Regions from separate parts of the Homo sapiens genome. Here region 1 is linked to region 2. The links are chromatin contacts, found by Hi-C or POLR2A ChIA-PET in ENCODE. All regions are on one chromosome and are shown on one strand. Each heading gives the region's core, a stretch centred on a gene start or an enhancer-like site at or near the end of the contact. The rest is flanking DNA. Distances are from core to core; before and after follow the strand shown.

Region 1 (3,109 bases), core at 162-2,661, 49 kb after region 2:
GTGAGGAGACCAGGCTGAAGGGAACGTGGGTCAGTCTGTGAGGCTTTAAATGCCAGGCCTAAAGTCTGCCTCTGACCCTGTACCTTGCAGTGAGGGGCTGGAAAGCCTTGCTGAGGATGGAGCAGGAATCATTCAGAAAGAGACCTTTGGCAGGCACCAGCAGGACAGATGGAAGCATGATAAACTTGGAAGCTGGGACCCAGGTTGGGAGGCTTTGGAAATACTGTGGGCCTAGCTAAGGAGTCACATGGACTAGGGTGGGGTGTGAATGGACTTGCCGAGGCCTGGACAGGAACCAGCAGGACTTGCGTGTGGAGTACTGAAGGAACCAAGTCCAGGAAGATGGGACTTATGGACTCGGGGTCTGCGATGGTTCATTTTATGTGTCAACTTGACTGGACTAAAGGGTGACCAGATAGCTGGCAAAACATTATTTCTGTGTGTCTGTGAGGCTGTTTCCAGAAGAGATTTACATCTGAATCCATGGACTGAGTAAAGAAGATCACCCTCACCAATGTGCGTGGGCAGCATCCAATCCTTTGAGGGCCTGAACAGAACAAAAAGGCAGAGAAAGGGTGAATTCTTTTTCTCTCTTCTTGATCTGGGACACCCATCTTCTCTGCCCTTGGACATCAGAGTGCCTGGTTCTTGGGCCTTCAAACTCTGGGACTTAAACCAGCAGCCTCTCTTGTTCTCAGACCTTCGGACTCAGTCTGAATCACATCACTGGCTTTCCTGGTTCTCCAGCTTGCAATTGGCATATTGCAGGATTTCCTGTTCCTCATAATCATGTGAGTTTATTCCTAGAATAAATATGTATATATATATCCTACTGGTTCTCTTTCTCTGGAGAACCCAGACTAATAGAGGGTCTGTCCATGGATGCCACACCCTGGTCTGTAGGAAGGCAGGACCCTGGGGTGTGGGCAGGATCTGGAACGGGGGGGCAGATTATTAAACCAGGGACACAGGATGGTGGCCATGTCAGTGTAGCATGGCCTTTACCATCCAGGAGCCCTGGCTCACTCCCAGCTCTGTCACTTGCTGGACTTGGCTAATCACTTAATATCTCTGTACCTCAATTTCCTTATCTGTCATATGGGAATAATAATGGTTCTAGTTGTGATGATTCCCTATGATAATGCAGGTAGAGCACACAGCACAATGCCCAACAGCCAGTCAGACCTCAGTTAAATATTAACAACTCTTTTGAAATTAATATTATGCATAAAATAATGTATGTTACACAAACTGGAGACCTAGAAAGACTCATGCTTGGAGATGTAGGCACAAGAGCTCATTTGCAGAACAGGAGTTTCCAGGAGTACCAGTTGGGCCACGGGTACACTGTGGCCTGTGTCTGGGCTCTCAGGAAGGTCACTAAGCTTCTTGATGGGAGCTGAGGCAGCTGAAGGTTGGCCTCTCAGGCCAGTGTGGCTTGAGGGCTGGGTGGAGCAAGTCTGCAGATGGTGATGTTGACTCAGCTGTGAGGAGCTGGGGGCAAAGGGAACAGAATCAGCATGGGAGGCTGCTCCACGGCCATGATCTGATTCAATGTGTCCATGCTCCCTGGTAATGCTTCAGACAAAACATAGGATGGGAGGCAGCAGTTGAAGCCACTGCCCACAACGTGGCCTGGGGTTTGGCTGAAGATTCTAGTCACGCTGGGGTTCCCTATCTGCAGGCTGGGATGCTTGCAGGTAAAAAGTGTGCTGCATGCCCCAAGTGGCGGTTTTGATCAGCAGGAGACGTTTCTCAGGCTTTCCTGTGTGTGGAATGGTTCTTATGCCTCTGCTAAGCATCTCTGCTTTGTCTGATCTCGAGAATGTGTGACTTACACAACAGGTACTGGATCAGCATGACATTGCCCTTGTGTGAAGCCAGTATTTGGAAGGGAGGTTGGCTCTGATTTAGACTGAGCCAAGAGCAAGCCTGGGGTCCTACTACTTCTAAGCAGTGGGACCTTGGGCCATTCCTGAGCTTTCCTCGCTGCCTGGATGTCTTAAAAATGGAGATAATTCTTGTGAAGCCCTGAGGTTGAAAGTTCAGTAATTGTTAGCTAGTCACCAAAATTCTTTAAAAAGCTGTTGCATACATGATCACAGTTCCCCCTCCCAATAAAGCTGTGGTGTGAATGAGGCATTATTATTATACTCATTTTACAGAGGGAGCAAAGGTTCAGAGAGGTTATGTGGAGGGCTGCCTGGCACACATGCCCAGGTCTTTCACCCAGAAGCTGGGTGCTCCATTTCCTATGCCATGGGTTCCCAAATATTCCCCCCAGCTGCTTAAAATTCTGATTTAGAGGGCTTGAGGTGTGTTCAAGAAGTGACCTTTTTAGCAATCACCCCTGTTGGCAACCTGGGAGCGTTCCTAGAGTTGCTGCTTAATGGGCGGAGGCTCTGCCCACTGCCTGTGGCTCCCAGCCCAGACTCTTATACCCAAGTCCCTCAGGAAAAAAGGAACAAAACAGGTTGTACTGTGTAAACAGTAGAAACTTCTCCAGGTAGAGGTCTGCTTCCCTCCAGGGCTCAGCATTAAGCTCCAAGAAAGGAGGGGGAAAGGAGGGGGAGAGGAGGAGAAGAGGAGTGGGAGAGGAGGGGGAAGAGCGGGGAAAAGGAGGGGGAAAGGAGGGTGCCAGAGCTACCCAGGAGCTGTCCAGGGGTCACTGTCATCCTAAAAAACACACTGCTGTTCAAAAGTGGCCAGCTCTGGAGCCACCTGGCCTGAGTTTGAATCCTGGCTCCTCAGCTTACTAGCTCTGAGGCTTTAATAGGTCATTTAATTTTTTTCCATATGAAACAATAGATCCTACCTCCAGGAAACAGCCCTGGGTACAGGCCCCAGCACACTTGGGCACTTAATAATGGTTGGCTACTACTGTGACTATCGCTACCAGACCAAGCAGTCTCTCCTCACTTTCAGCTGCAACTTCTCCAGTGTATGGCCAGATTCAGTCAGGAAGAAACAGGCAAAAGTATGAGTGTGGAGATGAGGCAAACCCAACAGAGGATTCAGGTTAGCTTTGCTCAGAAGGCCCCATCATCCACCTTCCAAAGCCTTTCCTCAAATCAGTGTGACAAGGGCCCACTGAGGCAGGCCAGATGAA
Region 2 (3,540 bases), core at 835-3,334:
TGAAGAAGATAGACGCAGAATGGGAGCAGCAGTAGGGTCGTTCAGGGATTCTTCATGCAGAACTCCAACCACAGCACAGTTCTGCTAACTTCTGGGAGCAGGGAGCTACAGAGAGCAGCAGTCCCCACCTAGCACCCCAAGATCGTATATGCGATACTGCACTTCAGAGGTCCCCTGTCCTCACAGGGAGGTATCAGCTTAGCCCCTCCACATTGTTCTAGCCTCATCACCCACCACTTCCTGCTTCCCAGCTCACACTGTTCCAGCACCAAAATGGGTAGGTGGCTCAATTGGCTGATGGGGAAGAGAAATAGACTGGGCCACGGGAGCCAGAGGGACAAAGAATGTACACATGTGGGGTGTACATGCAAATGGAGAAGGGGGAAGATGTGAAGCTGGCATTGTTTGTAAGAGTGCAAGGATCTATGGGTACATGTGTCACTGTGTGACCAGTGAGAGGGGTTATATATCATAGGGGTTACTGTCTGGGTGGCCCCTAGCCCTCTCTGCTGGAGTCCCACCCCACTTGACTATGCAGCCAAGCTAACATAATGGAGACCAGCAGAAAGCCCTGCACTCCTGGGCTTAGCAAAAGGCACTTCAGGTGAGAAAGAGCAGCCAGCTGAGCCCTGTAGGGCCAAAGCATCACCCACCTCCTATTCCCAGTCAAGGCAGGCGGCATCACTGAGGAGACAGCCTGCTGAGGCTTTGGACTGTCAGTGTTCTTCAGGGCAAGGAGCAAAAACCAACTCTGGCTACTTACATAAAAGGTGTTTATGGAAGGATATATGGAGGTTCAGATAGTCTGCAGAAAGTCAGAGGCCTAGGCTTGAAGAATAGGCAGACAGCAGGGGTTTTAGAGGCCAGGCCACAGAAACCCCTGGACAGGGGCCACTTCCAGACAGCCCCATTGCTGGACCACCCCAGACCTGTTCTTAGTGTCCCCTTGCTTTACAGCCTCATGTAAGCTTTGAAGTTTGTGTTTAGGTGAACAGTGTCTGTTGCATATTCACTGTATGATCTTGGGCCACAACTATAACATCTCTTTCTGAGCCTCAATTTTTTCATCTGAAAAATGGGATAATTATACACCTATTACAGAGTGGTTATGAAGATTGAATAGGTTGTCCCACATGGCATCACTAGGCCCGACCAGCTGAGGCTCAGACCATCCTTCCTTCCGGAACAGTTTGTCCTGTTGGACTGGAGTCTGGGGCAGAGGAGTCTAGGACTTCACTCACAATCACCACTTGGCTCCAGCCTTACTCAACACCTTCCAGTCTACCACGACTTTTGTAAGTGGAGGGTAGTTGCCGCATGTCCTGTGAAGACTATATATCTCTCTACACCTCAGGCTCTTCTCATTCAGCTTAGCAATAACACCCTTATAGGTCAAGCCCTTCTAAAATGCCAGGCACTCTGCTAATCACACTGCAAACATCATCTCATGTATTTCTCATAACAAACTGAGGGAGGTAGTAGCATCACTCGCATTTTCAGGTGAGGAAACTGAGCCTCAGAGAGGCTAAGGGGCTTCCCCACGGTTATTCGAAACAAAAGCTTGCACTCCTAACCACTAGGCGATACCACCTCTAACAATGGCTGGTTGAGTCCGCCTGTGGGCCCAGCCCTCACCACTTCAGCTTAGAATACGAAGCCAACCATTCCTGAGAGCCAGTGCCCACTGGAAATGTTACAGGGATCCTTCACTCCCCTGCAGAGCTTGGGGGGCCTCTTCTTCCACAGCTTGGTATAAGGTTGTTGCCCAGGCTGGGTGAGTTTCGCTGGAGCTCTGGGCTGCCCCACAAGGGTCTGCAGCTGACTGGGACCTCAGAAGCCTGGCCAGGCCACCCTCCTGGCTCACAGTAAGCAGCACCAGAGGAGGAGGAAGTCATGGCCTTGAGGTTACCCTCTGCCTGGGGTAGGGGCAAGGGTGGGCTGCAGCTTCCAGGAGCTGTGCAGGACCAGCTTTTTTCGGCACTGTCCACAGCACAGTCCCTGAAGACGTCAGGACTGAGAAGAAAACTGGAGACTGCTGGAAGCCTCCCAAAGACATGTCAGGCAGGGATGTTCTCCTGAAAGGGCACCCGTGTGACGCAATCCGCAGTTCCCTCTGGGCATTCAGGGCCTCAGCACTCTTCAGACCAATACTGGGAAATGGCAACTCTGTTTGTGGAGAAAAGAAGGAAGCAGCTCTCACCTGGCTCCAGTAGAGATGGCACATTTTATTTTGCCCCTTTGATGAAATGTTTCCAAGAAACACAAAGTGAAACATGCTGAGGGTTTGGTATTTTTCCACTTGACAAACATCTGTGATTTCAAAGGCACATGGTGCTTCTCACATACTTTATTCCTTTCCTTCTTTCTTCACCCACATTCACTGTCAGCCTAGCTCAGGAAGAGGGTATTGAAGATCACCTGTGCATATGCAGCTCAAAGTGCATTTCTGGTGTTGTGGGGAGGCCCAAGGGAGACGGCCTGAAGAGGTGCAGCAGCCTCATTCACCCAGAGCCCATGGCTTATTGTTCACGGGCCAGCAAAGTATCTTGAAAAGTGACAGCAGGGAGCAGAATACTCCTTGGCCTCTCCAGGAGCCAGTGGATGCCGGAAGAGACCTTGGTTGATACGGTTCCTGATCTCCCAGCAACACTGGAAGAGCAAAGGCTGCAGAAAGCACAGCCACAGCCACTCAGCACACCTTAGCCACACAGTGATGCTTCCCAGAGCTTTCACTTTCTTGGACTTAAGAACTACAAAACTCCTCCTAAATGAAACTAGACATTTTTAATCATCTAGCTTGAGGGGGACCTAGAGATCGTTTCTGGGGGTACTTTGCAAATTCAAAAACTGCAAAGGGGGGAGGGGCTTTTAAAAAAGTCATGCAACATTTGTTTGTTTACAAATCACATTGGTAATCATTAGTGCTGAGTTACTGTAGGATTTACAATGATTCATTGTATTTAGTCCCTACCATCCAGAAGCTATCAATATATTGTCATTTCTACTTTGCTCTCAGGCTGCTTTGAAGCAGGAAAATTATCTAGAAAGAGCTTCATTCCATTTAGTCTTTTTGTCAATAATTTTAAAATCTGGTTTTTGTTGGTGAAAGTGACTCATTTAACAGTTAAGCTAAAGACATTTTTGGCTGGAGTGAGTGTAGCCATTATGGGTTTAATTCAATTTGACAAGCATTGATTGAGCATCTGTTCTATGGCAAGGACGAGGATAGGCACCAGAGGTGCAGAGGTGACTGAAAGATGGCACCTGTTCTCAAGAATATCACAGCAGTCTAAACGTACCCAAGCTGGAAGGTGGACTCTGTGCTATAGAACAGGCCTAATGTGCTGTGGGCAGAGAGAGTTGGAAATTAGGAAAGCTTCATGAAGAAGGTGGCATCAGAGAGTTAAAACACTGCCTGCAACCCCTTCTATCTATGGGTCCTATCTTTCTTTTTCTCTTCCAAATCTAGCCTGTTTATTAATTCATGTAATCATGTAATTCACACATTTGCCAAATAGTCATTAAGCCCATGATGTCCCA

What was found. A loop is a pair of places that touch in the nucleus more often than their neighbours do. ChIA-PET counts read pairs that join two places held with the same protein, here RNA polymerase II (POLR2A). Pooled maps may share reads with other maps.
Region 1: a loop to region 2 is called in a map of heart left ventricle, with 2.4 times the contacts of the local background. The contact joins two enhancer-like sites. A Hi-C loop is called at or near these places in 11 of 168 maps with a recorded cell type or tissue (CD4-positive, alpha-beta T cell, Caco-2, IMR-90 and 8 more) and 8 of 50 pooled maps. POLR2A ChIA-PET finds 5 or more read pairs at or near these places in 3 of 52 experiments (T-cell, activated B cell and activated CD8-positive, alpha-beta T cell).

Annotation. Positions count from the first base shown.
Region 1 is chr1:117,589,025-117,592,133 of GRCh38, forward strand. No RefSeq gene overlaps it. Among named protein-coding and RNA genes, the nearest start is that of TENT5C-DT, 15 kb to the right of the region's middle. Within about 2 kb of position 1,412, at least 7 of the 41 ENCODE cell types and tissues checked have a DNase peak (open chromatin) inside an H3K27ac peak, as active enhancers do.
Region 2 is chr1:117,539,152-117,542,691 of GRCh38, forward strand. No RefSeq gene overlaps it. Among named protein-coding and RNA genes, the nearest start is that of TENT5C-DT, 65 kb to the right of the region's middle. Within about 2 kb of position 2,085, at least 2 of the 41 ENCODE cell types and tissues checked have a DNase peak (open chromatin) inside an H3K27ac peak, as active enhancers do.